Linked DNA regions of Homo sapiens: region 1 is linked to region 2. A link is a loop called in an ENCODE intact Hi-C map of the cell type or tissue named here. Cell type or tissue: heart right ventricle. All regions are shown on one strand. Links, peaks and the distances in the headings refer to the core of each region. The heading gives the core; the rest is flanking DNA. Region 1 has its middle 17 kb from the start of ATP8B1. Region 2 holds the start of LOC124904310 (a long non-coding RNA gene).

What was found. A loop is a pair of places that touch in the nucleus more often than their neighbours do. Peaks named below come from ENCODE experiments on the same cell type or tissue, not always from the same donor. Only the 100,000 strongest peaks of a DNase experiment are listed, where the experiment ranks them.
Region 1: it touches region 2 in a loop (2.3-fold over the local background); 11 of 110 quality-filtered maps call a loop at or near these places.

What each region holds. Positions count from the first base shown.
Region 1 is chr18:57,812,142-57,827,876 of GRCh38, forward strand. No RefSeq gene overlaps it. Among named protein-coding and RNA genes, the nearest start is that of ATP8B1, 17 kb to the left of the region's middle. RefSeq lists an enhancer at 4,076-4,370 and a silencer at 10,903-11,103. In heart right ventricle, for the core only: no CTCF peak of the experiment used is centred there; a DNase peak (open chromatin) is centred at 8,060; H3K4me3 peaks cover 583 bases; H3K27ac peaks cover 2,039 bases.
Region 2 is chr18:57,760,562-57,776,296 of GRCh38, forward strand. All of the region lies in intron 1 of ATP8B1 (ATPase phospholipid transporting 8B1), which reads right to left. LOC124904310 (a long non-coding RNA gene) reads left to right here and starts at 10,531. Exons shown (of 2, transcript XR_007066388.1): 1 at 10,531-10,669. It also overlaps the pseudogene MRPS17P7. RefSeq lists an enhancer at 15,264-15,735. In heart right ventricle, for the core only: no CTCF peak of the experiment used is centred there; a DNase peak (open chromatin) is centred at 8,534; H3K27ac peaks cover 6,478 bases.

The DNA of each region.
Region 1 (15,735 bases), core at 4,449-12,448, 51 kb after region 2:
ACAGGTCTCAAGTCAATAGGAAAGAAGGGATTGGGGGAATAGCTGTTGGATAGGCAACCCACAGGGTCTGCACATCATGTGTATTTAAAAATGTGTTTAGTCTGCATTCATAGTTTAGCTGGGTATAGCATTCTAGGTTGGAATGCATTTTTTTTCCTTAGAATTTTGAAGGCCTTGTTTCAATATATCCTAGATTCCAGTGTTGCTGTCAGATGCTTGATATTATTCTGATTCTCAATCCTTTGTATGTAACCAGCTTTCCACTTTCTGGAAGCTTTTCCTCTGATTCTAAAATATCACTGTAGTGTGCCTTAGTGTAGGCATGCATTCCTTTTTCTTTTTCTCTTTTTTTTTTTTTAAGATGGAGTTTCACCCTTGTCACCCAGGCTGGAGTGCAGTGGCACAATCTCAGCTTACTGCAACCTCTGCCTCCCAGGTTCAAGTGGTTCTCCTGCCTCAGCCTCCCGAGTAGCTGGGACTACATGCACACACCACCATGCCCGGCTATTTTTTGCATTTTTAGTAGAGATGGGGTTTCACCATATTGGCCAAGCTGGTCTTGAACTCCTGACCTCAGGTGATCTGCTCGCCTTGGCCTCCCAAAGTGATGGGATTATAGGCGTGAGCCACCGTGCCCGGCCTACTTTCTCAATCAAAAAGTAATGCAGTTTTTTAGGATGCATTTTTTTAAAAACAGCAACAAAAATATTTGAATTTGGATTATCTTTCTCAGTTACACTTACTTTTATCCAACTGCAATTGACCTGGGGTAAGCTTGGCAACAATGAAACATCTTTTCCAGGCTATTCCCTTTGGAGTCTTTCTTGTTCTCTGGATCCCTAGACTTCTCTTCCCACCACTTGATGCCTTGCCCAACCTATCCTCTTCACATTTTCTTTACAATTAAAACTGACCTAAAACCATTGCTTACCTTTTAGAGCTAACGTAGCTAATCTAATAAATTAATTCACAAAATACAATGATGAACCCTCCTTACACAAAACATATAGGCATTTAATCACAATCTTCAATATTTTTATCCCAAATGAAAGAGTAAAAGGTGGGAATTTCACAGCGGTTGATGATGATTAACTGATCCATATTTTCTGTCCTTCAAATCATATTCCCTAATCCAGTTCCTAACAGTTCTGAAACAATGCAGAAGAAAATCTTGGCTTTTTAAGGAATGCTTCATTGGATAGCAATTTAAAAATGCACTTGTATTCAAATCTAAACAATCCATGACATCTGTGGGGCACCTGATCAAGAATTGCTCACATTCCATCTTGTGAGTCAAAGCACAGGATTGCTGTGCTTCTCTGAGTCCCAGCACTGAAGACCTACACAGGCATCTTTCCTATGACTCACCTAAAATACTTAATTTCTCAAAGATGTAGACAATCAAATGCTGGCAGGTGATTCTGTAGGCTAAACTGTCTGGTCCTCAGCTGTGCTGAGTGACAGTGATATGCATAATGGTAGTTTTTAAACTTTTTTATACTGAACTTTCAGTTGTTGTTTTCTTTAACTCTAACACCTCAAAACAGGAGAGTCATGTGTAAAACAGGAGGGACTGGGGCAGCTGACATGATTGGCACAATGGATGGCCCCTGTGTCAGGTTTACCATAAAGCTAATGATACTTAAACTTCAGGGACTCTCCAAAGTCTTATGCCTCATTTTACATTATTAATTTGGTAAAAAAAAATTTTTTTTGAGACAGAATCTCACTCTGTTGCCCAGGGTGGAGTGCGGTAGTGTGATCTTGGCTCACTGCAACCTCCACCTCCTGGGTTGTAGTGATTCTCCTGCCTCAGTCTCCCAAGTATCTTGGACTACAGGCACAAGCCACCATGCCTGGCTAATTTATTTTAGTAGAGACAGGGTTTCACCATGTTGGCCAGGCTGGTCTCAAACTCCGGACCTCAGGTGATCCATCCACCTTGGCCTCCCAAAGTGCTGGGATTACAGGCATGAGCCACCACGCCTGGTCAAATTTTGTAATTTTTTTTTTCTTAAAGAACTCTCCTCTTCCTCAGTTGTATAAACTTCAGGCCCCATGAAACCTGGTTTCACACCTGATAGGACCCAGAGCTTCACCCCTCCTTCCTCTCCTCTTCAGCCCTCTCCAAGGAGCCCTAGTCCTCTGTGGAACAAAAATAAAAGACAACCTGTGACTGGGCACAGTGGCTCATGCCTACAGTCCCAGCACTTTTGGAGGCTCAGGCAGGAGGATCACTTGAGGTCAGGAGTTCAAGAGCAGCCTGGGCAACATAGTGATACCCTGTCTGTACAAAAAAAATTTAATTGGGCATGGTGGCATGTGCCTGTAGTAGTCCCAGCTATTTGGGAGGTTGAAGCAGGAGGATTGCTTGAGCCTAAAAGGTCAAGTCTGCAATGGGCTTTGATGGTGCCACTAGCCTGGGCAACAGAGTAAGACACTGTCAAAAGGAAAGGGAAGGAGAGGGGAGGGGAGGGGAGAGGAAAGGAAGGGAGGGAAGGGGGAAAGGAAAGAAAGGAGAAAGAAAGAAAACAACAACTTGTAACAATTCCTGGACTAGGAATCAGGAGAGAGGGTCTGACACCTGTGCTTGCTACTAGCCCTTTGTGGTCCTCAGTCAGGTCACTTGGCCTTTTTCAGACTCCGTTTCATCATCTGTAAAATGGGTGTGTTTGACCTGATGATCGCCAAGCTCCCTTTGAAAACTAAGTCTTTGATTCTAAGTCTACTGGGGACACTTTCTACATTCCCTTACAATAGCCTCTATTCATGGGTTTGTCTTTCCCCACTGAGGTGCTGGAAAAACTCACCCTCTGATTTTCTGGGTCCTGCCAAGACTTAGCCCAGCCCCTCCCTCTTCAAGCAATGACGTCCGTGATGGTGATAGGACTGCTGTCTCTCCTCTCCCCACAATTCACTGTCTCCACTCCTGCTAGATGAAAGAGGAATGACAGGGTGCAGTTCTATGTGTTAACCCTTCTCAGAATACCTTCATTTAAAATAGAAATTAATATTTCATCTCAATGGCATAACTCTTTAGTGGTGAAATTTTAGGCAGCAGTTGCAGTCAAGTCTGAGGAAGAGAGATCGTCTTGAGCTCTTGCAGCAGGCAGTGTTTAGACCCCCTCAAGCCACAAGGGGACACTGCCCATTATTCTAGAACCAAAAGACTGACCCAGTTAAAAGGCACAGGAGCCCTGTCAACGTGGGTGCAAGGAGACTTTCACTTGGAATATCATTTACACTCACACAGCAGTGGAAGTTAATTGCATGGTGGAGGATGGGGACTTCACCTGCTTCACCATCCATACTCCACTTTCCCCCAGTCACAGATCCTGATATTATTTGGGGGCAGCAGCATGCCCAGCTAAAGGACCATGTGTCCCAGTCTCCCTTCAGCGTCATGTGGTCATGTGATAAGGTTCTGACCCATGAGGTGTAGGCAGAATGTTACATGAGACTTCCAAAAACTCCCTGAAAGTCCAGAAACACACCCTTTTCTTTAGTCTTCAAGTCAGAGATGTGATGATGATGGCTGCTAAGTGGTTGCCATCTTGGATCTGAGGGGACTTTGCAGATGGAAGTCATTTACTGAGGAGGGTGGACCAGAAACATAAAAAGAGCGTGGCTCCCTGATGACATCGTGGTGCCACTTCCTCAGCCCAGACCACCCCCACTCTGGACTTATTTTTAGTAAGAAAATAAAATCTTTATGTGTTTAAGCCACTAGCTCTCAGTTCACTGTCACTCATAGCTGAATATATTCCTGGCTGAAATAAATGAGAAGACTAAACTTTCCACCTTTTAAAGAAAGAATATAGTGAGTAAAAAACAGGGTAAGATCTAGGAGAGATGCAAATAACCTTAAAACTCAACCTTCCTCAGCAGAAGGATATAATATATATATAATATATATAACATAAAACATAACATATATGTTACACATATAACATATATGTTACACATATAACATATATGTTACATATATCATATATTTATATATATAACAAGGATACATTCATTTAAAGCCCGAATCTCAAAAGTTCAGACAATGTATTGAAAGGGAAAATAAAACAAAAGCACTTTAGTATGAGCATTGGCGATTCCTGTTGGTCCCCCACAGGGTAGAAGATGAGAGGTTGGTCAGTCAGGAAGTGTCACCTCTGTGCACAACCTGGAGTTGTTTTGGAAGGAGGAGAGACGCCCAGAGCTTGAGCAATGCAAGCGTGATCCCTGCTCTAGGGAAGCGTGAGGTCATCTGCACATGCTCATTCATGCTCGCTTTGCTCCCCGCAGTAGGGACTCCTAGCACCTCCCTCAGACCCATCTTTGTTTTGGCTGCTGTGGCCATAAGATCTGCACAAGCCTCTGTCACAGTGCTGAGGATAGAACTGGTGAGCAAGCCCCAGTGCTGGCCCTGGAGGAGATGAGAGCTCAGTGAGCCGAGAGCAAGGAAACAAGCCATCAATCCCTGGTAGGACAAGTGTTCACAAGGGGGAAGGCCCGTGAGAAGACTGAGGAGGGGCCCTGACTCATTTTTGGAAGTCCCAGGAGGCTTCTTGGAGAAGGTGACCTTCTCCAAGAATAGAGACCTGGAGGATGAGCAGGAGTTTCTGTCCTCCCCTTAGTCACTGTTCAGTGGCAGCTGCTGTCACATGACAGTTCTTTGCCCCAGATCCATAGAGTGAAGTAGGTAGCAATGAGGTAGTTAGAAGAATACACTGCTGGGCTGGGCATGTTGGTGCACGCCTATAATCTCAGCACTTTGGGAGGCCAAGGCAGGCAGATCACCTGAGGTTGGGAGTTCGAGACCAGCCTGGCCAATATGGCGAAACCCCATCTCTACTAAAAAATACAAAAACAGTCAGCCAGGCATGGTGGCACATGCCTATAATCCCAGCTACTCGGGAGGCTGAGGCAGGAGAATCACTTGAAGCTGGGAGGTGGGGGTCAGAGTGAGCCAAGATCACGCCATTGCCCTCCAGCCTGGGTGACAGAGCGAGACTCTGTCTCAAAAAAAAGAATTAGTTAATTAATTAATTAATTAATTTAAAAAAAAAGAATACACTGTCCTCTCTTTTCCTTTCCTGGAAGTCTGAAGACAGAACCATCTCATTTGCTCTGGAAGGAGTCAGGGCCAACATCAGGGAGTGGGATTAAGGGCCAGGGAGGATGCTGAGTTAGGAAATACCCACCTCACCACCCTGGGGGTCAGGCCCACTGGACTATTCAGGCAGTGAGCAGCAGTACCCATGACCATGAGCCTTCTTCTCACACTCTTCTCCCCATGTGACTTATTTTGGTAACAGTTTCATTGAGATATAATTTATTCCTTCCCGTAGGACATAGCTAAAAAAAGAGAGAAAGAGGTAATTTATATACCACACAATTCACCTATCTAAAATGTGCAATTCAATGGATTTTAGTATATTCGTAGGGTTGCTCAATGATCACCACAATCAATTTTAAAACATTTTCATCGCTTCAGGAGGAAACCCCATACCCTTTGGCTGTCACCCCTCAATTTCCCCAACCCTGGCAACCACTGATTTCCTTTATCTCAATAGTTTTTGCCTATTCTTAACATCTCATAGAAATGGAATCACTTACATGGTCCTTTGTCACTGTCACTGATGTCTTCCACGCAGCAGAATGTTTTTGGGGCTCATTCAAGCTGTGCACACTCCTTCATTCCTGGTTATAGCCAAATTATACACACACCACTTTTCCTGTGTCTCAGACTGATGTCTGGGTCAGTCATCAATCCTATTCGTCAATTTATTCTCCAAATGCGTCTAGAGCAAATACCATGTGAAACCCATGGTTTTATGGCCCCCAAAGCTCCCAATCCATCTTCTTGTCTCCATCTCTATCATCACCATCCCGGTCTGCCACCGTCTGTCTCTGGGACCAAGGAGCTTTCCAAAAGTGAAATGTTAGCCTTCAACAGTGACTGCCCGCCCCCAAGGACTTCCCGTGATCTTAGAATAAAGACAAAGCTACCTGGCATGGCTATCAACACTCTGCCCAGTCTGGCACTTCCCTCCACTCTGTTTCAACTTCTCTCTTTTGGCTTCAGCTATCCTGTCTTCTCTCAAACACTGTCACTTGCCACCTTGAGGCCTTGGCCTGGAACAGGCCTTATCGCTCACCTGGTTAAGGCCAGTTTACCTTCCAGGCTGCAGGTCAGTGGTCTCTTCCAGGAGAAACCTTTGCCAAAGGAGCCTCATCATAGCTCTCATAATTCTCATATCACTCTGTTCCTTTCCCACTCTGTCTCCCTTCTACACTGGAAGCTCTTTGAGGGTGGGCATTGTCTACTTATGCTCATCATTGGTTTCCCTCTACCTAACAGTGCCTGGATTAGAAATACAGAAAGGACATCCATACCAACATTTATAGTGTGCCCTGTAACCAGACACTTTTATTGATTAATTTTTTTAGTTTTTTAAAATTTTATTTTAAATTCCAGGATACATGTGCAGGACGTGCAGGTTTGTTACATAGGTAAATGTGTGCCATGGTGGTTTGCTGCACCTGTTAACGCATCACTTAGGTATTAAGCCCAGCATGCATTCGCTATTTACCATGATGATCTCCTTCCTCCTGCCCCCCCACCCCAAGCCCCAGCACTGCTGCCCCACCACCAGGCCCTGGTGTGTGTTGTTCCCCTCTGTGTCCATGTGTTCTCTTTATTCAGCTCCCACTTATAAGTGAGAACACCCAGTGTTTGGTTTTCTGTTCCTGCGTTAGTTTGCTGAGGATAATGGCTTCCAGCTCCATCCATGTCCCTGCAAAGGACATGATCTCGTTCCTTTTTATGGCTGCATAGTATTCCATGGTGTATATGTACCACATTTTCTTTATCCAGTCTATCATTGATGGGCATTTGGGTTGATTCCATGTCTTTGCTATTGTGAATAGTGCTGCAGTGAACATATGCACACATGTATCTTTATAATAGAATGATTTATATTCCTTTTGGTATATACCCAGTAATGGGATTGCTGGGTCAAATGGTATTTCTAGTTCTAAGTCTTTGAGGACTCACCACACTGTCTTCCACAATGGTTGAACTAATTTACTTCCCCACCAAGAATACAAAAGTGTTCCTATCTCTCCACAGCCTCGCCAGCATCTGTTGTTTCTTGATTTGTTAACAATTACCATTCTGACTGGTGTGAGATGGTATCTCATTGTGGTTTTCTTTTGCGTTTCTCTAATGGTCAGTGATGTTGAGCTGTTTTTCATGTGTTTGTTGGTTGCATAAATGTCTTTTTTTGAAAATTGACCAGACACTTTTATAAAGACTATCTTGTGTCATCGTTATGATAATCCTATGTGGAAGTTATCTTCAGCTTCATTTTACCAATGAGATAAATGAAACTGTGGTAGTATAAATAAATAACTTGTCTAAAGATACTGAGTAGCAGAGGAAGCATTCCATCCCAGACCCATTGAATTCTCAGATCTAAGATCCTGCCAGGCTGTTTCTGGAATACAGAGCAGAAAATTCCCTCCTGTTCAAGCGCTAACTAGATAAGTCCTTCTTCACAAATGCCAAGTAAGCACAGAAAAAGAGCAACAGGGAAAAAGTTTATGCTCCAAGGAAGAAGTCAACCCCAGACTGCAGGGATCGTGGTGAGATTGTATCAGGATTGGACCTTGGGGAAAGCTTCCTTATATTTGAGACTCATAAAAAAAAAAAAAAAACTCCCCACAGGTGGTCAGTTTGGTTCTTACTGGCTTGCTGGAAGTAAGTTCTCATGTTTCTAAATGCAGACCGGGTATTTCCTTTGGAATGTTCTCACATTGTTTTATTTTTGGGTGTCAACCTTTTCATTTTAGTCCAGCAAAGAACTCCTTGTTCGTTTCCTTTGGGGGATTTATTTTTCCTCCTTTTTCTGAGGCGGCAGTACCTCTACCAGGAAAAACTGATTACCAGTGCTGTCCCCAGAGTTGTCACTGAGGTGTTTCCACCGAAAGCTTCTCTGTCACTTTGAGGTCACCTGAGAGCATGAGAGCCAGGCTCACTGGTGACCTCATCCCTCTGGCCCTATTCCAGCAGCTTAGCTTTGAGCTTCATCATCACAGTGCAGCAGCTGACTACTTGCTAACTAACGTGTTATGCCATTGATAACCAGGAACTTCCTGACTGACGTTGAACGGGAAAAGGATGGCGGATCAGAACCCCTAGAAGGAGGTCATCTTCATATTACAAAGGACAGCCCATTTAGGGAAGTGACTTTGGTGTTGTTTAATAGATTCCCTTTGCTCTGAAGCACCCTGGGTATGTTCTTTTATAATCAAAACAGCTGATCACTTTTCTTACAGAGATAAATTTGCTCAAAAATAATGCATCTATGTATACAATGAAATATTATTCAGCCTTAAACAGGTAGGAAATTCTGACATGTGAATGAACCTTGAGAACATGATGCTAAGTAAAACAAGCCAGTCGCAAAAGGATAAATACTGTACAATTCCACTTTTGTGAGGTCCCTAGAATAGTTAAATTCATAGAGACAGAATGTAGAATGGTGTTTGCCAGAGGCTAGAGCAGAGGCCCCCAGCCCCCAGGCCACAGACCAGTACCAGTCTCACTCACATTACTGCCTGAGCTCCGCCTCCTGTCAGATCAGCTGCAGCATTAGATTCTCACAGGACCACAAACCCTACTGTGAACTGCACAGGCAAGGGATCTAGGTTGTTCACTCCTTATGAGAGTGATGATCTGTCACTGTCTCCCATCACCCCCAGATGGGACCATCTAGTTGCAGGAAAACAAGCTCAGGGCTCCCACTGATTCTACATTATGGTGAGCTGTATAATTATTTCATTATATATTACAATGTAATAATAATAGAAACAAAGTGCACAATAAATGTAATGCACTTGAATCATCCCAAAACCATCCCCCACCCTGGTTTGTGGAAAAATTGTCCTCCACAAAACCAGTCCTTGGTGCCAAAAAGACTGGGGACTGCTGGGCTAGAGAGAGGGGTTAGAGGGAGTTCGTGTTTAATGGGGACAGAGTTGTTGTTTGGGAAGATGAAAAATTTCTGGAGGTGGATGGTGGTGATGGTTGCACAATCATGATTGTACTTAATGTCATTGAACTGTATACTTAAAAATGGTTAAGATGAGGCCCAGTGCAGTGGCTCACACCTGTAATCCCAGCACTTTGGGAGGCCAAGGCGAATGGATCACCTGAGGTCAGGAGTTCGAGACCAGCCTGGCCAACATGATGAAACCTCGTCTCTACTAAAAATATAAAAATTAGCTGGGTGTAGTGGTGGGCGCCTGTAATCCCAGCTACTTGGGAGACTGAGGCAGGAGCTTGAACCTGGGAAGTGGAGATTGCAGTGAGCCAAGACTGCACCATTGCACTCCACCCTGGGCAACAAGAGCAAAACTCCATCTCAAATTAAAAAATAATAATAATAATGGTTGTGATGGTAAATTTTGTGTTGTGTATATTTTCCCACAATAAAAAAATAATGTGCTGAAGATGCTTCTCAAAGTCTTGCCTGCTATCCTGCTACTTGTTCATCAATTGCAATTTGGCCTGCCACCTACCTTCTTGAGGCTTGTTCCTCAAAGTATGGTCCCTGGACCAGGAGCAGCAGCAGTTGGAAGCTTGTTAGACATGCGGCATCTTGGCCAGATGCGGGGGCTCATGGCTGCAATCCCAGCACTTTGGGAGGTCGAGGCTGGCAGACTGCTTGAGCTCAGGAGTTCAAGACTAGCCTGGGCAACACAGCGAAACCCCATCTCTACAACAAATATATATATATATATAAAAATTAGCCAGATGTGGTGGCATGTGCCTGTAATCCCAGCTACTTAGGAGGCTGAGGTGGGAAGATGGCTTGAGAGCAGGAGGCAGAGATTGCAGTGAGCTGAGATCAAGCCACTGCACTCCAACCTGGGAGACAGAGCCAGACGCTGTCTCAAAAGAAGGAAGGAAGGAAGGAAAGAAAGAAAGAAATGCAAATGACTTAGGCCAGGTGTGGTGGCTCATGCCACTAATTCCAGCACTTTGGGAGGCCAAGGTGGGAAGAGCATTTGAGGCCAGGAGTTTGAGACCAGCATGGTCAACATGGTGAAATGTTGTCTCTACTAAAAATATCAAAATTAGCTAGATGCGGTGATGCACACCTATAATCCCAGCTACTCAGGAGGCTGAGGCATGAGAATCACTTAAACCCTGGAGGCAGAAGTTGCAGTGAGTCAAGATTGTGCCACGGCCCTCCAGCCTGGGTGATAGAGCAATACTCTGCCTCAAAAAAAAAAAAAATGAAAATGATTTATATGCAGGTTAAGGTTTGTGGAGGGCTGTTCTGGATCAGTGGTGGGCAAGTCTGCAGGCACACTGGAATCACCTGTGGAGTTTTAAAATTACTGATTTGATTGGTTTAGTGTGGCCAGGCATCAGGATTTACAACTGCTCACATTAGAATTCAAGTAATTCTAGTGTGCAGCCAAGGTTGGGATCAACAGATCTGGATTATCTTTTCTTCTAACCCTTCAGTGTTTTCACACTTTTCTCATCTCAGTGAACACTTATTTCCTGGGGCATCATTTCTGCTTGATTCTTTTTAATCATTTCAATTCCTTTGTTAAATTTATCTGATAAGATTCTGAATTCATTCTCTGTGTGATCTTGAATTTCTTTGAGTTTCTTCAAAACAGCTATTTTCAATTATCCGTCTGAAAGGTCACATATTTCTGTCTCTCCAAGATTAGCCCCGGTGCCTTATTTAGTTTGTTTGGTGAGGTCACTTTTTCCTGGATGGTCTTGATGCTTGTGTATGTTTGTTGGTGTCTAGGCATAGAAGAGTTAGATATTTATTGTAGTCTTTGCAGTTTGGGTTTCTTTATATTCATCATTCTTAGGAAGGCTTTACAGGTATTCTAAAGGACTTGGGTGTTGTGATCTACATTTGTGGTCACTGCAGCTGTATCTGCATTAGGTGCTACCCCAAGCCCAGTAACACTACGGTTCTTGCAGAGTTATAGAAGCCTTGGTGTCTTGGATAAGATCCAGAAGAATTCTCTAGATTACCAGACAAAGACTCTTGTTCTCTGCCCTTATTTTCTCCCAAACAAACAGTCTGTCTCTCTGTGCTGAGCTGCTTGGAGCTAGGGGAGGGGTGACACAAGCACCCCTGTGGCCACCACCACTGGGACGGTACTGGGTCAGATCAAAAGCCAGCACAGAACTGGGTCTTGCCCAAGGCTTGCTGTAACCACGACCTACGTTCGCTCAAGGCCCTAGAGTTCTCTAATCAGCTGATGGTGAAGCCAGCCAGCCTTGTATCATTCCCTTCGGGGTGGCAAATCCCCTGAGTGGGTCCAGAGATGCTATCCAGGAGCTAGGGCCTGGAGTTGGAAACCTTAGGAATCTATCTGGTGCTCTATTCTACTGCAGCTAAGCTAGCACTGAAACCACAAAAAAAATAAAAATAAAAAAAAAATAAAAAAGCTCTTCCCACTCTTCCCTCCCCTTTCCCCAGGCAGAGGAGTCTCTCCCCGTGTCCACCACTCACCACTCCCACAGGTGCATAGGGAAGGTGACTGACTGCCAGGACACCACCAATGTGCCCTTAAGGCCCAAGGGCTCTTCAGTCAGCTTGTGGTGAATGCTGCCAGGCCTGGGACTCACCCTTCAGGGCAGTGGGCTTCTCTCTGGGCCAGGTTAGGTCCAGAAGTGCAGTCCAAGAGCCACGGCCTGGAATTGAGGACCCCCAGAGGCTGCCTGGTGCTCTTCTCCACTGTGGCAGGCCTGATACCTAAGCTGCAGGACCAAGTCCCCTTTATTCTTCTTTTCTCAAGCAGAAGGAGTCTCTCCTCAGAGCCACTACAGCTGGGAATATGCTGCGTCACATCTGAAGCCAGCACATCTCAGAGTTTCTCACCCGGGGCCCACAGCATATCCTACCTGGCTACCACTGCTGATTATTCAGGGCTCAAGGGCTCTTTAGTCAGCAGGTGATGGATCCTGCCAGGACTGGGTCCTCCCCTTCAAGGCAGCGGATTCCCTTCTGGCCCAGGTGTGTCTAGAAATGTCATCCAGGAGCTAGTGCCTGGAATAGGGGCCTCCCGACTCTGCCCAGTGCCCTATCCTGCAGCTGAGCTCGTATCCAAGGTGCAAAACAAAGTCATCTTTACTCTTCCCTCTCCTCTATTCAAGCAGAAGGAAGGAGTCACTTTCATTGCTGCAAGCTGTGCTGCCTGGGATTGGGGGAGTACTCCCTTAGCACCCGTGACTAGTGTCTCACTAGGTTGTGTGCCCCCACAGTACCCTGGCTCCAAGCCCAGCGCAGCACTAGGACTTGCCTGGGATTTGCAGCCTTTGTGGCCTAGACAGCCTTTTAAGTTTATTTAGGACCCCAGGGCCATTTAGCCCATGGTGGCAAGGCTTACCAAAACTCAAATTCCAGCCACTGGTATGGGCAATGTCCCTCTGGCTAAGGCTGGTTTAAATGCTCCCTCCATAGGCACCAGCTGAGTTCTGCCCTGTGCTGGCAGCACTGAGTTCTAATGCAAAGCCCCAGCCTCTGCACTCCTCTTCCCACAAGCACACAGTTTCTCTCTCTGCACTAAGTAGCCACTACTAGAGGATGGGAGAGGGGTGGCATCAGAGATTCAAGACTTTCCTTTCTACCCTCTTCAGTGCCTCTGTCAGTGATATGAATTTAAAACTACGTATTGTGATTGCTAACCTGATTTTTGGTTCTTATGAAGGTGCTCTTTAGTGTAGATAGTTGGCAAATGTGGCGTTCCTATGAACAGAACAATTGCTGGAGGCTTCTCTTCGGCCATCTTGCTCTGCATCCCTCCTTGGGGCTTGCTTGCTTCCTTCCTTCCTTCCTTCCTTCCTTCCTTCCTTCCTTCCTTCCTTCCTTCTTTCTTTCTTTTGATGGAGTCTCACTCTGTTGCCAGGCTGAAATGCAGTGGCGCAATCTCAGATCACCACAACCTCCGACTCCCTGGTTCAAGCGATTCTCCTGCCTCAGCCTCCCAAGTAGCTGGGATTACAGGCACGTGCCATCATGCCCAGCTAATTTTTGTATTTTTAGTAGAGACAGGGTTTCACCATGTTGGCCAGGCTGGTCTCGAACTCCTGACTTCAAGGGATCCGCCCGTCTCGGCCTCCCAGAGTGTTGCGATTACAAGCGTGAGCCACCACACCTTGCCATTAGCCACCGCGCCTGGCCAGTTCTGTTTGAAAAGTCTGAAGTTTTGTTTGAAAAGTCTCAGCTAGGAGTGGTGGCTCATGCCTATAATCCCAGAAATTTGGGAGACCAAAGCGAGAGGATCGCTTGAATCCGAGAGTTCCAGACCAGCCTGGGCAACATGGTGAGATCCCATCTCTTAAAATAAAATAAAATAAAATAAATAGCCAGGTGTGGTAGCAAGTGCCTGTAGTCCCAGCTATTTGGGAGGCTGAAGTGGAAGAATCACTTGAGCCCAGGTGATCAAGGCTGCAGTGAGCTGTGATCATGCTACTGCACTCCAGCCTGGGTGTCAGAGAGAGACTGTGTCTCAAAAAAGAAAAGTCTCATCCTCTTGGTTTTTTTCATAATCTAAATGCATGCAAGAGAGAGACTTCTTGTGACCTCATTAATTGAGCCCCTCATCAGGGCATGAAAACATTTATATTGATTCGTTTTCTAGATAACTAAAACTTACCACTTTTGTGACAAAAAAAAAAGTTCAAAATTGTGATCATTTGGATGAAAATATCTAAAATGGGCCTGGCGTGGTGGCTCACGCCTGTAATCCCAGCACTTTGGGAGGCCCAGGTGGGTGGGTCACCTGAGATCAGGAGTTTGAGACAAGCCTGGCCAACAGGATGAAACCCCATCTCTACTAAAAATACAAAAATTAGCTGGACGTGGTGGTGGGTGCCTGTAATCCCAGCTACTTGGAAGTCTGAGGCAGGAGAATCGCTTGAACCCAGGAAGTGGAGGTTGCAGTGAGCCAAAATAATGCCACTGCACTCCAGCCTGGGAGACAGTGAGACTCTATCTCAAAAAAAAAAAAAAAGGAAAATATCTAAAATTTATTTGTGTGTCCCCAATTCTCAATAGCAGGTCCATGGCTCATTCAATGGCTCATTCAATTATTAGTGAGTATGCTTAGGTGTCAGGATTCCTGGGACTCAGAAAATCAGGACAAGTGCTGTGATCACAGAGCTGTATCAACAGTGCTAATTAATAGAGAATATTTGGTAACAGACATGTTTAATATTAGATAAGGAGACTGCATCTGGACACTGAGGAAATCCTGGGCAACTTTAGCCAAGTGAACTCATTCACCTCACTTGTTATGCCTGAGAACTGAGTCCTTTCTCCATGAAAACAAATACAGACCATCTACCATGCGACAGCAACTGCTGAGGATCTAGAAGTATAATGGTGAATGAGGAGGCTCCTATTCCCACTGAGCTGCACCCTAGTCTAAGAGATGGGCAAGAAACAAATGACCAAACAGGCAGAGGTTTATAATCTGAGGTGTTAGTAAAAGCCATGAAGAGAAATAAAGCAGGATCGAGAGCTACTATTTTAAATCAGTGCTTCTCAAATTACCCGAGGTGAGGACCAGTTTTTCTTTTTTCAATCTGTTTTGGACTTTTTTTTTTTTTTTTTTTTTGAGAGATGAAGTCTCACTCTGTCGCCCAGGCTTGAGTGCGATGGTGCAATCTTGGCTCACTGCATCCTCCGCCTCCCTGGTCCAAGCAATTCTCTTGTCTCAGCTTCCCAAGTAGCTGGGACGACAGGTATGCACAGCCATGCCCAGCTAATTTTTGTATTTTTTAGTAGAGATGGGGTTTCACCATGTTGGCCAGGCTGGTTTTGAACTCCTGACCTCTGGGTACAGAGCATAATATGGTTCTAAACTATTTCTGTTTGGCTTTAAAATCATTTATAACAGAGAAACCAAAATCGCAAGGTGATAGAAATAGAAGAAGAAATTTTGAAGCATTGGATTAAGCCCAGGATATTAATTTTTTCACTTTTCTGCAAAAGGAAGCAAGTGATGCTGTATTTTCAAAATGTATCTTTAATCATTCGTCAGTAGGCAGTCCCAACAATTTCTCCTGTAAAATTACAGGTCAATTTAAGCTATTTTGTGATGGAAAAAATAGATTCCAGATCTAAGAATTTCCTATTTGTGTATCTTCTTTTGATGGAAAACAAAATTCAAAACATTTTGTCAAATTCATAAGACATGTGGTGGTAAGTTTTGACAGATGTGCAATATCAAGATTATCACCTATTTTATTGATAATTATGGAACATGTATGACAATCTATAATCATAGCATCTGAAGGAACAGTACTGGCAAGTTTCTAACTTCTACTTTTTCCTTTTAATCTTTTGAAAAATATATTGTACTCCTTCCTTGCATGGAAATATTAAGATTACTCAAAATACTGATGATATCAAACAAATCAGCAAGATTGTTTTTACATTATTTACATCTTTAAAAAGGTGGAACCAAGGCTGGGTGCAGTGGCTCACATCTGTAATCCAAGCACTTTGGGGGGCCGAGGCGAGAGGATCACTTGAGGTCAGGAGTTCGATACCAGCCTGGCCGACATGGTGAAACCCCATCTCTACCAAAAATACAAATTAGCTGGGCATGGTGCTGTGCGCCTGTAATCCCAGCCACTGGGGAAGTGAGTCAGGAGAATTGCCGGAACCTGGGAGTTGGAGGTTGTAG
Region 2 (15,735 bases), core at 4,591-12,590:
CATTCTGGCACTTAACCCGAATCTCCTGCAACCTCTTCTCATCTTCATGAAGCTTCTGACAAGGAAATGTGGCTATACTATATCCTCCTCTTTGTTCACCAAGGTAATAAGGAAGATACTTTTTATTTTTTTATTTAAGATGGAGTTGGCCGGGCGCAGTGGCTCACGCCCATAATCCCAGCACCTTGGGAGGCCGAGGTGGGTGGATCATGAGGTCAGGAGCTGGAGACCAGCCTGACTACCATGGTGAAACCCCGTCTCTACTAAAAATACAAAAATTAGCCAGGCATGATGGCGCGCACCTGTAGTCCCAGCTACTCCAGAGGCTGAGGCAGGAGAATCGCTTGAACCCAGGAGGCAGAGGTTGCAGTGAGCCGAGATCGCACCACCGCCCTCCAGCCTGGGCAACAGAGCGAGACTCTGTCTCAAATAAAATAAAATAAAATAAAATAACATAAAATAACATAAAATAAAATAAATAAAATAAAATAACATAAAATAACATAAAATAAAATAAATAAAATAAAATAAAATAAAAAATAAAATAAAATATAAAATAAAATAAAATAAAATAAAATAAAATAAAATAAAGAAGCCCTGAACTCATAGCCTCAAGCAATCCTTCCACCTTGGCCTCCCAAAGTGCTGGGATTATAGGCGTGAGCCATTGCACCCAGACTGTGTTGTTGTTGCTATCAGGGCAACTGTGATATTTATCTTAAGAAAGTTTTAGATTCAAATGCAGTGGCCTCTCTGAAGATTCTTGAGATAAGACAAAGAGTGGGAGAGAACTATTCTCTACTCTAGCATGGCACCACGAGCAGTACGGCCTTAGCAAGTCACATCCTCACCTGGGCTCAGGTTATCATCTGTCAGTGAGGGTTCTTGACCAGATCAATGATTCTAAGATGTGGCCACACATCAGAATCCCACAGTGTGCTTTTAACAGCAATAGTTTGTTGAACCTGAACCCAATCTACTGAACCTGGAATGGGGAACAGGTAAAGTCTGTCCCTGCATTTCTCCAGAAGATGGCTGAGGTCCTTTCTGGCACTAAATCTCCTAATTCTATAGGTTTTTTTCTTTTCCTATTTTTTTTTTTAATGGACTAGGCCAGGTACAGTGGCTCACGTCTGTAATCCCAGCACTTTGGGAGGCTGAGGCGGGCGGATCACAAGGTCAAAAGATTGAGACCTTTCTGGCCAACATGGTGAAACCCCATCTCTAAAAATACAAAAATTAGCTGGGCATGGTGGTACACACCTGTAGTCCAAGCTGCTCGGGAGGCTGAGGCAGGAAAATCACTTGAACCTGGGAGGTGGAGGTTGCAGTGAGCCGAGATTGCGCCACTGCACTCCAGCCTGGTGACAGAGCAAGACTGTTAAAAAAAAAAAAAAAAAAAAAAAGGATTATTACTGAATAGTTTTAGGTTTACGGAAAAATGGAGTGGCAATCCCCACATATCCTTTCAGCCCCGTGCCTTAGTGTACGCTGTTCACATCTTGCATTAGAGTGGCACATTTGTTACAACTGATGAGCCAATAATGAGATACACACACACACACATATATATATATATATTTTTTTTTTCTTTTGAGACAGGGTCTCACTCTGTTACCCAGGCTGTAGTGCAGTAATGTGATCTCGGCTCACTGCAACCCCCATTTCCCAGGTTCAAGCGATTCTCCTGCCTCAGCCTCCTGAGTAACTGGGACTACAGGTGCCCGCCAACACGCCTGGCTAATTTTTGTATTTTCAGTAGAGACAGGGTTTCACCATGTTGGCCAGGCTGGTCTTGAACTCCTGACCTCAAGTGATCTGCCCGCGTCAGCCCCCCGAAGTGCTGAGATTACAGGTGTGAGCCAATGTGCCCGGCCCCAGTAATGACATATTGTAACTAAAGTCCCTAGTTTACATGAAGTCCACAGTTCACTAGGGTTCACTCTTTGTTGTGTGGGGTTTGGCAAATGTATAGTGACACACATGGTACCTAGTTGAAAGAATGCCCTCTTGCATTAAGTCTTACTCTCAAGAGTGGAACACACAGTAAAGGCAGAAGAGGAGAGCAATAGGCTGCTTATATCCCGTGATCCTCAAGTGATGACAAATCGAAGATATTTACAGTGAACAGTGGTGCATGTGCCCAGCACCATAAACATGAACCTACTTACTTTTTTGCTTTTTCATTGTTCCTTTTTAACACTTGGAATATCTTTCCTACAGCAATACTCTCTGTTACTTAAACTACCAAACCCATTATCTCCTGATGAAGCAATGTGCTTCCCAAACGTAGTAATTCAAGGCTGTGTCTTTACAGCCTTGAACAATCTTTTAAAAATCTGAGACATAGCAACCAGATGTTGATAGAGATTACTTCTCTTGATCCAAAGATAACTGGCACTTGGAGTTCTAAGAAAGTCAGGAGTTCAAAGAATGAGAATCTAAGTGAGGGAAAATGAACTCCTTGAACACACGTTTTTTGCACTGTTATCAAGTCATTTCTTAGGATTGATTGTCAGAATGAAATGGTTGTTAAAAAATTGTACTCTAGGCCGGGCGCGGTGGCTCATGCCTGTAATCCCAGCACTTTGGGAAGCCGAAGCGGGCAGATCACCTGAGGTCAAGGTTCGAGACCAGCCTGACCAACATGGAGAGGCCCTGTCTCTACTAAAAATACAAAATCAGCCGGGCTTGGTGGCACGTGCCTATAATCCCAGCTACTAGGGAGGCTAAGGCAGGAGATTCGCTTGAACCTGGGAGGCGGAGATTGCGGTGAGCCGAGATCGTGCCACAGCACTCCAGCCTGGGCAAGAAGAGCGAAACCCCATCTCAAAAGAAAAAAAAAAAATTGTACTCTAAAGATAGAGCTCTGTTTCCACAAATTGTATCAGAAACGAGAGGTAACATTTCAACATTTAAGCTTTCATATGCATTTATTTTTCAAATTCCAACAAACATTTTCAAGTTTGTTAGAACTAAACAGAACCTACTAGAATCAATTCTATTGATGTCATTTCTTTTAACATAGCAACTTATCACACAATAAGTACTCAATGTCTGGGTTTTAATTGACCAAGTAAGTAAATTGAAGAAAGTTTGGAAAACTTTCTCTTCCTCTGACACAATTCTTCACTGTTCTTTTTTTTGGGGGGCGGGGGGATGAAGCTTTGAAAAATTTATTTTTGCATAACATAAACATGTCAATCTTTCCCTTTAGCTCCTTCCACTCCTCCTTCAGTGTGCCGAAGAGATACTGAGTTCTTCCAGATTTTTGCTTAGCTGGGTAGTTTCTAAACTCAACAGACTCTCCAGGTAGGTAGTTCCTGCACGGGGCTTTCCTGTCACTGGATCTATGACTTTTCCAACTTTGAAAATGATCTTGGCCTGTTCATGTTTCACATGCTTCGTTCATGGGACAGGTAAAGCTCTGAGAAGCACGATATCCCCAGCTGTGCACTGCCGAAGGCCATCGTGAACAAAGGAGGTTTTCCACTTATTATAATACTTTAATAAATAGGGATCCAGAACAAGCCCGGTCACTCTCGCTTTAGCAGTCTTTTGTATTTTTGTCCCAATCACCTTCCCCACGATCCATCTGGCATGGACAGATGAACGAACGACGGACATGATGTGGCTTTGGTCACCTCCGCCATGACTGTGCAGCCACCTGCCCCAGGGAGCCTGCCTTCCTTCCTTCCTTCTTTCCTTCCTTCCTTCCTTCTTTCTTTCTTCTTTTCTTCCTTCCTTCTTTCTTTCTTTCTTTTTCTTTCTTTCTTTCTTTTTCTTTCTTTCTCTCCCTCTTTCTTTCTTTCTTTCTCTTTTTCTCTCTTTCTCTCTTTCTTTCTTTCTCTCTTTCTCTCTTTCTTTCTTTCTTTCATACCGAGTCTTGCTCTGTAGCCCAGGCTGGAGTGCAGTGGTGTGATCTCGGCTCACTGCAACCTCTGCCTCCTGGGTTCAAGTGTTTCTCCTGCCTCAGCCTCCTCAGTAGCTGTGATTACAAGCTCCTGCCACCACACCCGGCTAATTTTTGTATTTTTAGTAGAGATGGGGTTTTACCATGTTAGGCAGGCTGGTCTCAAACTCCTGGCCTCAAGTGATCCACCTGCCTCAGCCTCCCAAAATGCTAGGATTACAGGTGTGAGACACTGTGCCCAGCCTGACACTATTCTTGAATTAACTTTTCACTTTCAGTTGTCAAAAAAAAAAAAAAAAAAAAAAACAGAAAATAAGTGTTGGTGAGGCTGCAGAGGAGTTGAAACACTTTTGCACTGCCAGTGGGAATATAAAACGGTGTAGCCACTGTGGAAAACAGCATAATGGTTCCTCAAAAAATAAACATAGAATTACCATAGGATCTAGCAATCTCACTTCTGGGTATATACCCAAAAGAATTGAAGGCAGGAATCCGAGCAGATATTTATACAGTAGACCCATGTTCACAACAGTGATATTCACAAAAGCAAAGAGGTAGAAACAATCCAAATGCTATCTGATAACTGGATACACAAAATGTGGTATAGAGACAAGGAACTATCATTTGGCCTTAAAAAGGAAATCCTGGCACATGCATAAAGACATGCTAAGTAAAATAAACCAGTCACAGAAGGACACATGATGTATGATTTCACTTACATTAGGAATGCAGAGTAGGCAAATTCAGAGACAGAAAGCAGGATGATGGTTGCCAAAGGTTGGGAGGAAGGGGAGTTGTTTAATGAGTGCAGAGCTTCAGTTGGAGAAGAACTTCTGGAGGTGGATGGCGGTGATGGCTGCACAACCATGTGAATGCCCTTAAAGACACTGAAGTGTATAATTAAAAATGGTTGGGTCGGGTGCAGTGGCTCATGCCTTTAATCCCAGCACTTTGGGAGGTCAAGGCAGGCGGATCACAAGGTCAGGAGTTCGAGACCAGCCTGGTCAATATGGTGAAACCGCGTCTCTACTAAAAATACAAAAAATTAGCCAGACATAGTGGCGGGCACCTGTAGTCCCAGCTACTTAGGAGGTTAAGGCAGGAAAATTGCTTGAACCCAGGAGGTGGAGGTTGCAGTAAGCCAAGATCGCGCCACTGCACTCTAGCCTGGGTGACAGAGTGAGACTCTGTCTCAAAAGAAAAAAAAAAAAAAAGGTTAAGGTCAAGCGCATTGGCTCACACCTGTAATCCGAGCACTTTGGGAAGCTGACTGGATCATCTGAGGGCAGGAGTTAGAGACCAGTCTGGCCAACATGGTGAAACCCCGTCTTTACTAAAAATACAAAAATTAGCCGGGCATGGTGGCAGGTGCCTGTAATCTCAGCTACTCAGGAGGCTGAGGCAGGAGAATCGCTCGAACCCCGGAGGCAGAGGTTGCAGTGAGCTGAGATCATGCTATTGCACTCCAGCTGGGGCAACAAAGCAAGACTCTGTCTCAAAAAGAAAAAAAAAAATGTTAAGATGGTAGATTGTATGTTGTGTATATTTTATCACAATAATTTTTTTTTCTTTTCTTTTCTTTTTTTGAGACAGAGTTTTGCTCTTGTTGCCCAGGCTGGAGTGCAATGGTGCCATCTTGGCTCACTGCAACCTCTGCCTCCCAGATTCAAGTGATTCTCCTGCCTCAGCCTCCCAAGTAGCTGGGATTACAGGTGCCTGCCACCACGCCTGGCTGATTTTTTGTATTTTTAGTAAAGACACGGTTTCACCATATTGGCCAGGCTGGTCTCGAACTCCTGACCTCAGGTGATCCACAGGCAGGAGCCACCGAGCCCAGATAACAATAAATTTTTTTTAAGTACTCAGTTGTTCTTTATCTCCTTTGGAGAAAGGAGAAGAGATTTAAACTGATTTCAACTAAAAAATTTCCTGATCAGACAAGTTGCCAAAAGAATAACTGGAATTTCTTCTCTGACTGTGTTTCTCAAGTATCTAGCCAGGCAGTGTGCTAAAAGCTAGGGACAGTGGGAAACCAAAAATCACACATCCTACCTTAATGGGGCTAAGAGTTCAGCCCAATGGCTCTGAAACTTTAGCACATATGAAAATCCTCTGGTGGGCTTGTTGAGCACAAATTGCTAGCACCTACACTCAGGATTTCTGACTCAGGGGGACTGGGCTGGGGTCCAAGACTCTTCATTTCCATCAAGCTCCCGGGTGATGCCAGTGCTGCCGGTACAGGGACCACCCTTTAAGAAGCTCTAGGGCAGGAGGAGGGACTTGTAGGTAAAGAAGCAGTTTCAATCAAGTGTGCTGTGATGGGAATCCACCCAGTATACATACTAGGTAATGCATCCACCTGTCCTAGGAGAGGTCAAGAAAGCCTTTCCTAGAGGAGGTGTTGCAGAAATTGAGGTCTAACCTGAGACCTACAGGACATGTAGGAGTCAGACAGGTGCATGAAAGGGACAGAGCATTTCAGGTGGAGAGTGTCCGATTTGCACAGGTCTAGAGGTAAGAACAGCCTGTTCTTGAAATTGCAAATCTTTCCATGTCATGGGCAGTCAGAGAGTGATGGGGAAAGTAATGAATAAGGAAGAGAGAGGTGAGGTCTATCAAAAAGGACGTTGGAATCCTACAGTTTATCCACAGGATAAAAGGAAGCCAACCTCAGGCAGGCTTGCAGCATTCAAGAATTGAAGCTCTAAGAACTAAGGTGAGCTCATCAGCTCCGGGAGAAGGCATAGGTCCAGTAGAGTCGCAGACTAAGCAGGTGGGGAAGGGGGCAGTTGTACATGCCCCTCTAATTCTCGCATCATCTCACACAACCCAAGCTCCATTTCCTCAGAAAGCCTTCTGCTGCTCAGGTAAGAAAAACCCAAGGCCATTGTGCCATCCAGTACAGTGGCCACGAGCCATGTGTGGCTATTAAATTAGCTAAAATTAGAAGCCAGATCAGCAGTTGCACTAGCCTCATTTCAAGTGTTCAACAGCCACCTGTGACTAGGGGCTAGAAACAGGAACGCTTTTGGGCCAGGCTCGGTGGCTCATGCCTGTAATGCCAGCACTTGGGGAGGGCGAGGTGGGTGGATCACCTAAGGTCAGGAGTTCGAGACCAGCCTCGCTAACATGGTGAAACCTTGTTTCTACTAAAATAACAAAAAATTAACCAGGCTTGGTGGTGCGCGCCTGTAATCTCAGCTACTCAGGAGGCTGAGGCAGGAGAATCGCTTGAACCCAGGAGGCAGAGGTTGCAGTGAGCCAAGATCGTGCCATTGCACTCCAGCTTGGGCAACGAGAGCAAAACTCCATCTAAAAAAAAAAAAAGCAGAACACTTTCATCATCCCAGAAAGTTCCCTAAGCCAGCACTGGTCCAGGAAATGAAGTATAAGCAGGATTAGATCTAAGACTTGCCAGGCATTTTGGTTTTACTGCCTGAAGCCAGCAAGCAACTGGTTTGGGTCTTCACTCATGAAAACACACACACATACAAATATATACACAGAGAGCTCTAAATTGATTTTTAAAAAATCTATAGGGTATAAAGCAAGACAATTAACAATTATACATTATATACAGTCTACAAATATCCTAGATATCACTTTTATAATGAGATATAAGGAATTCTGGCTGGGAGCAGTGGCTCACGCCTGTAATCCCAGCATTTTGGGAGGCTGAGGCAGGCAGATCACCTGCAGTCAGGAGTTCGAGACCAGCCTTGCCAACATAGTGAAACCCCATCTCTACTAAGAGATACAAAAATTAGCCAGGTGTGGTGGGGGGCACCTGTAGTCCCAGCTACTGGGGAGGCTGAGGCAGGAAAATTGCTTGAACCCAGGAGGCGGAGGTTGCAGTGAGCAAAGATCATGCCACTGTACTCCAGCCTGGGCAACAGAGTGAGACCCTGTCTCAAAAAAAAAAAAAAAAAAAAAAAAGAAAAGAAAAGAAAAGAAAAAAAAGAATTTTCTTAAGCTACTAAGAAGAATCCTAGAATCATACCTATTCTCCAAAGCCATCTGTAAATCCTAAAAATAACCAGTCAAGGGAATTGAGGGAGGAAAACATAGTCCAGATTAGAATTCTAAAAGGCCATTTTTACTGTTTACATGCCAAAAAAAAAAAAAAAAAGCTAAGCTTTTAAAGCTTTCTCTATTGTGTATTTTACCAAAGTCAGTATGAAGGATTCAAAATATTACATAGCTAATCCTTACTCCAAGTTCTAAAAATAAAATGCAAGAGACGGTTGCATGCCAAGTTGGTAACAAATCCCTATGCCAAGGATAGAAGTGGAAATTGATGCAAGGAGGAAATGAGTTATGCTGTAAAATGAAACACACACCCAAGAGAAAGGCTTAACCCTTGGGCTGACCATAGCAGCAAACACTGTAACCAGTTAAAAAGTCCAAGAAGCCAGAGGTAGATGATAATTCTACAAATTCAGAGATGTTCTTGTTTTCCCAGCTGCTCCACAAGGACTTTACCAGCCTAGATAAACAGAGCCCGCCTTCCACTTTCCATGAAGGATCAGGTGGGCAGCTTCCCAGTGAGTAAGGTGGGTGGCTGAGTATCCTTATCTTGATGGTGAGTGACAGGTGGCTTTGGGAAGTGTACTCAGACAGGACAGCTTCCTTGCTCAACCGTGGTCTGACCCAGGCATATTAAGGGGAGGACCAGCTCAGAAAGAAAGCAGAGCCAAGTGTATGCATTGCGCAAAACCTCTGATGGCCAGGAAGGCCTGGCCGCCATTCCCTAGAGCCACGCATTCTGCCTGCCCCACGACTCTTCCATCCTCAGAGCCGTATTTCCTCCTGGGCCTGCCCTGCCAGATCTGATTGGCTCCCTTCTCCCTGCTCTGCTATTAAATGCCTTCCTTGGGTTCAAATAAAGCTAGTTTCTCTAGAGCCTTTCTAGGTATGCCCGTGCGCCTTCCCACTCCAAACCCACTGTGAATGGAAGACCATTCATTCACCAATTCCTCATTTAGTTAAAAATCAAGACCCACCAGCAAGAAACTCAGTGCAAGGCTCCTTGGAGGTGCTGGGGTAAAGCAAGAAACTGCTAGTACTTCATTAAGCCAGTAGGCAACTGGTTTGAGCCTTAATTCATGAAAACACACACACTTCACTCTAAATTGATTTTTAAAATATCATAAATGCCATCGGACTATCTCAAATGGCAAGAAACGGCCAAAGATGACTCCAGAGTAGATAATTGAAATGGATGTGGGGAAAGTAAGCTCATTCAGGAGCACTGAGCCTGGGGCATCCCAAATGCACAGCAAATAGTAGATCTGATCGAAGAACTTTTATTTGTAATTCTGATTTCATAATGTATTAATGATAGCACCAGCTAGCATTTATTGAGCCAATGCTATGTGTCAAGTACCATACCAAACATTTAACACACACAAATGCATTTAAATATACAAGGATCCAATAAGGTAGGTCCTGTTATTCCCCTTGTATAAATGAAGACACTGAGGTCAAGAAACTTGTCCATGGTCTCACAAGTGTGCGGTAGAGTCCAGATTAAAACCCAGCCAGCCCAGCATCCTGCTCATAAAACCCTCATGCTGAGAACTGCTGAACTGCATTTTTTTTTTTTTTTTTTTGAGACAGAGTCTCACTCTCTCACTCAGGCTGAAGTGCAGTGGTGCGATCTCAGCTCACTGCAACCTCTGCCTCCCAGGTTCAAGCGATTCTCCTGCCTCAGCCTCCTGAGTAGCTGGGACTACAGGTGCATGCCACCATGCCCAGCTAATGAGAACTGCTTTTTCTTGCACTCAGGCAGAAGTGCCTCAGCCTAGCAAGCTTCCCTAGGTGCCCACCCACCCCAGCTGCCAATGGGAACCGCAGTCCAATATTTCACATTTCGGTTAGATGTCTCAAAATTTGTTTAGCACTTTCCAGAGCAGTCCACAAAATGCCACTTGCCTTGACAGGCCTGTGTTCTATATGCAATGGCACCACAGAATTTAGTTACCATCCACTTTGCCTCCATCCAGTTTGGGATCTTCCTCACTCCGTGAGACACAAGGCTCCTTTCTCCTGCCTCCAGCCGGCCCACCCTCAGAACAGGGTACCCCTGGAGCCAAATTGTTGAGGCAGGAGCTCCAGATGGGTAGAAATGGGATAGAGGAGAAGGAGAGGCTGAGACAGGGACTTTGAGATGCACTGCAAGCCAGCCAGTGGGGAGGCTACCCCTTGGGGGCAAACCACACGCAGGGGACAGGTATACTGGGGCTTGCCTACTGCGGCAGATCGCAAGTTCATGGCAATATACCTGTAGGTGAAAACATGTCAACATGCCCCAATGTTAAGGACAGAACAGCAAAGGGACAGTCAGATACGAGTTAAAGTCACCGTTCTTCTAGAAACATGGATGTGAATTTTGTTTGTTTTGTTCTGTAACAGAGTCTCGCTCTGTCGCCCAGGCTGGAGTGCAGTGGCACGATCTCGGCTCACTGCAACTTCTGCCTCCTAGGTTCAAGCGATTCTCCTGCCTCAGCTTCCTGATAGCTGGGATTACAGGCACGTGCCACCACACCTAGCTAATTTTTGTATTTTTAGTAGAGACAGGGTTTCACCATGTTGGTCAGGCTGGTTTTGAACTCCTTTTCAAGTGATCTGCCCACCTCAGCCTCCCAAAGTGCTGGAATTACAGGCGTGAGCCATTGCACCCTGCCTGGACTTGAATTTTTGTCAGAAAGAGATTTGCAATTAATGCTGATTGCAACTGATGGCAGAATTAAGATGGTAAGTCTTATATCACAACCACCTCCTAAAATCAAAATGGAGCTGTTTCTGTAGGAGTCAGACTACCTCCTTTAGAGGATATGGGAGTAGTCCATCACTCATTCAGACAGTTTTATTAAGCGTGATATAGTCTACCTCTCTCAGCACTGGGCGTGGTGCATCTCCTATTGTTAGGCAATTCCCTTACTTCCTGATCCTTCAATTCACTTACTTCCTGATCCTTCAATTCACTTTCTTTATAATTACGAAATGGTCTGAGATAACCAGGTTCCCCTTGCTCAAGCTTCCAAAAATCAGGCTGACAAGTTACATTTGGACATCTGCTCTTCAAAAGCCAAAGGCAGAGTTTTCTGTTAAATAATGAGCTGTCCAAGCATATTTTGATTCATTCAGGCCACATACAGCAGCAGGAGTTTCTGGGTGGTGCCTCAGGTCTAAATTTTACTGTAATCCTACAGGTTAGAAATCAATGAGCTGATCAGAACATATCCAGTTTCCAAAGATATGAGTGGCACCATCAATATAAATTAGTTCTCCAGTAATGTCAAAGGGCACACTTAGCAGTGCTGTCAGAACAACCAGAAAAACCACATTCAAAAGGGAACACAGCCTAAGGCACACAACTCATGATAAATACCTGGGAAAAAACCAGTTAGCTCTGCCTTTAGCTGTTCCCACCCCAATTTTCACGATTAAAACTACAATCGACATACTAATTAGTCGGCAGACATCTCTATAATGTTTATACTCCTAAAAAACATGTTATGTTGGTTAACTGAACCTATACAATACTTAGAAATCTCCCTAAAGTTATCCTAAAAACAAAACAAAAACAAAAACTTTGCAAGCTTTCTGAGTTCAAACCTGTAATTTTGTTACCTATCAGTGCTTTATAAAAGAGCTAAGATAATTATAAGGAACAAGCCTCCTAAAATGTAAAATTCCATTGTTCCTCTACTACCCGCCCATCAGTGGCAAATAAACACCTTACCATGACATTCACTGTGAGTATTGCTAGCGGGAGAAGTGGAGGAGAAAGCAGTCAATTATACCTGATGATCAGGGATGGAGAGAGACAGGAGGGATGCTGAGTTGGCCTTGAAGGTCAAGTCCCAAGCTGGGCCACTATCTGATTGGGAGATAGAAAGTGAGAGGAGAAAGGCATTTCTGGAAAGAAATCCCTGGGGGCAAATATTCTGCAGCACTGAAGGCACACAGGATTAGTTCAGTTACTAAAGTGCGGGTAGACAGGGGAGGAAGAAGAAGAGAGTTGGAAGAGGAGACTGGAAAGCAGACTGAGGCAAGGCTGGGAAGGCCTTGGGTGCTAGCGGCATTTGGAATTTGTGTGCTAAGCAGGGAGAGGCCATCTGAGTTCTCCCATGCATTGAGTAAACAACACGTCCCGACCTCGTGGCAGGTATTCAGTCAGCTGCTGGTGAGCAACGTGGCTCCTGTCCCTATGAAGCTTAAAGTCTAAGGTAAGGCAGACCCTAGGAATTCGGCGCACAGAAGCCTCTCTGCTGTGATGGAGAAGTAACAGGGACGATGAGGACATAGAGCAGGGAAGGGGGCCTAGGAAGCTATTCTGGAAGAAGTGAGTTGGTTCCTGAAGTTGAAGCACCTGCAGAGGTGAGGAGGTGGGGAGCAGAAGTGCAGGATCCATCTGTGCAAAGAGGCTGGGGCCTCAACAACATGAACTGTTTTAATCAGATTTGCATTTTAGAAATGATAACCCTAGGCCTGGAGCGGTGGCTCATGCCTGTAATTCCAACACTACGGGAGGCAGAGGCTCTACTAACAAATCTCTACTAAAAATACAAAAATTAGCTGGGTGTGGTGGTGCATGCCTGTAATTCCAGCTACTCAGGAGGCTGAAGCAGGAAAATCTCTTAACACAGGAGGCAGAGGACGCAGTGAGCCAAGATCACACCATTGCACTCCAGCCTGGGTGACAGAGCGAGACTCTGTCTTAAAAAAAAAAAAAAAAAGAAAAGAAAGAAATGATAACCCTGACCAAGGACTCCAGGAAAAGATGGTGTTAATCTGTGGCCAAGACAAGAGTGCAGAAAGTCCTTACTGTCCTCTGGCAACAGGGGCCAAAGGCGGAGGCTAATAAGGTGGTGCAGACAGAAAGGGTGGGATTTCTGGCAGAACTTTCAGAGGCAGAGGCAGCATTTTACAACTCACTTCATCCGGGCAGGGGGTCTGGGAGGAAAAACATTGAAAAAGGTGCCCAGTTTCTAGCCTTAGCAACTGCTGCAGGCAGCTGAACTCTGCAAGGGTTCTTATTTGGCCCTGACATTCTATACGCACTTATTAGCATTTTATTCAAGAAGAGGGTGGTTCCCCCAAATGTTTCCATATTTAGCCAAAGGAAGCTAAATTTCAAACTTCAAGTGTCTACTCAAACCTAAGACTGAACCCCTCAATTTCCCTCATAACTCCATTATCCCCCAGGCTTCCTCACGTCAGTAAAAGGCAACCCCATCTCCCAGGTGCTCATGCCAAACACCTAGAGTCATGCTGGAGTCTCATCTTCCCTCCTACCCTGCTCCCTATTCATCCGTAAGCCCTAGGCTCTGCCTTCCAAATGTTTCCAGAACCTAAAACCTCTCCTCACCTCCCTGCAAGCTGCTTGGCTGAAGCTCTGTTCTCCCTCACCCGGATTAGAGGTAGCCCCAGACAGCATGCCCTTCAGTCTAGCTCCAACATGGAGGGCAGGCTGATTCTTTCCAAAGGTAATCAGATGGAGTTACTCCTCGGCTCGAAACTCTGCAGTGGGTTCTCACTTCTCTCAGAGTAAAACCCAAAATCTACCTGCTCTCTTTCCCTCTCATCTACAGCCACCCTGCTGTCTCCCTGGTCCTGGAGCTTGGGGCCACACAGTGTCTGTTCCTGTACCTGGAATGCTCTTCCCCCGTAGCCACAAGGCTTAGCCCCTCACCTTACTGTCCTAGCTCTAATGTCACCTTTTTAGGAGCCCAATCAATCACCACCATATTTAAACCCCAGCCTTGCCAGTCCCCCTTCTTTACATTGTTGTCCATAGCACTTCTCATCTGCTATCAGACTTTAAAATTTATTAGGCTGGGCACAGTGGCTCATGCCTATAATCCCAGCACTTTGGGAGGCCAAGGCAGGTGGAACACCTGAGGTCAGGAGTCTGAGACCAGCCTGGCCAACATGGCGAAGCCCCGTCTCTACAAAAATACAAAAATTAGCTGGACATGATGGTGTGTGCCTGTAATCCCAGCTACATGGTAGGCTGGGGCAGGAGAACTGCTTGAACCTGGAGGCGGAGGTTGCAGTGAGCTGAGATTGTGCCATTGCACTCCAGCCTGGGCGACAGAGTGTGAGACTCCATCTCAAAAATAAATAAAATTTATTTATTAATAATCTCTTCTAACCGGAATGTACACTCCCAGAGCAAAGGGATTTTTGCTTATTTTGTTTAGCTACATCCCCAGCACCCAGAATACAGTACAATGTACGGTAACTATCTTACAGATGTTTGTTGACTGAATGAAAAGTCACCTATTAATAAGGCTCCCTGAGTCACCTGGACAAAATAGTAAGCCCTCACCTCTTTTGCCCTTCATGCTTATTTATTTTTCCTTGCATATATCATCAACGTGTGATAAATGTTAATACCACATATTAGTGTGTTTATTCTCTTCTCCACACAAGAATGCCAACTCCATAGGGGCAGGAATCTTGTCTCTTTTCTCTTTGTTGTATGATGAACACCCAGGACAGAGCCTGGCACAGAGGAGATGAGAAAGAGAAGGAAGGAGAGACAGAGGTCAGGTGTGGTGGCTCATGCCTGTAATCCCAACACTTTGGGAGGCCAAGAGGGGTGCACTGCTTGAGCCTGGAGAGTTCGAGACCAGCTTGGGCAACATGGTGAAACCCCGTCTCTACAAAAAGTACAAAAATAGTAGTTGGGCGTGGTGGCATGTGCCTGTAGTCCCAGCTACTTGAAAAGCTGAGTCGGGAGGATTGCTTGAGCCCAGGGGTCAAGGCTGCAGTGAGCAATGATCATGTCATTGCAGTCCAGCCTGGGTGACAGATGGAGACCCTGTCTCAAAAAAAGAAAAGAGAAAGAGAAGGAAGGAGGGGGAGAGAGACGAAAGAAAGAAAAAGAAAGGAGGAGGGAAGGAGGAAGGAGAGGGGCGGAATGGAGGGAAAAGGAGAAGGAAAGACAGAAGAAGGAAGAGAGGGAGGAAGGGAGAAGGGAGGAAAGAGAAAGAAGGAGACAGGGAGTGCGGAAAGAAATAGAAAGGAGGAAGGAATTCTAACTCCATATTATCAAGGTCACAGATGAGTAGCCTAAAATAAAAAATTGGTTGTTCTACCTAGAGCAAGAGATTCTGTCAGGATTCTGTCAGAGAGCAGTGAAACAACTGGCCATGTTTTTTTTTTTTTTTTTTTGAAATGGAGTTTCGCTCTTGTTGCCCAGGCTGGAGTGCAATGGTGCATTCTCAGCTCACTGCAACCTCCACCTCCTGGGTTCAAGCAATTCTCCTGCCTCAGCCTCCCAAGTAGCTGAGATTACAGACATGTGCCACCACACCCGGCTAATTTTGCATTTTTAGTAGAGACGGCGTTTCTCCATATTGATCAGGCTGGTCTCAAACTCCCGACCTCAGGTGATCCGCCTGCCTTGGCCTCCCAAAGTGCTGGGATTACAGGCGTGAGCTGCTGCGCCCAGCCTAGGCATTTCTTTAAAATCTATCCATTCATGTGCTCCATTAGTCAAAATAAAAGGCAATATCTAGTAATGATGCCAGGATAAGGAGTAGGCTACATTGGATTCTAATCAAAGGAGGCATGAGTCACTGAAAAACCATCATCATTTGTTGGCTGCTTTCTTCTATAGTTTCTGAACAATAAATAAGAAGGATTGGCCAATCTTGTTACTTGGCATAATAAACCAGGTAAGCATACTTGATGATTCAATTCCATTTGGAACCGATACTACACGTTAAGGAAACAAAACTAACATTGGCATTCAGCTGAGTTCTGTCCAACGACCCTTTGCCTCCACTGTGTCTTGTTGGGCATGC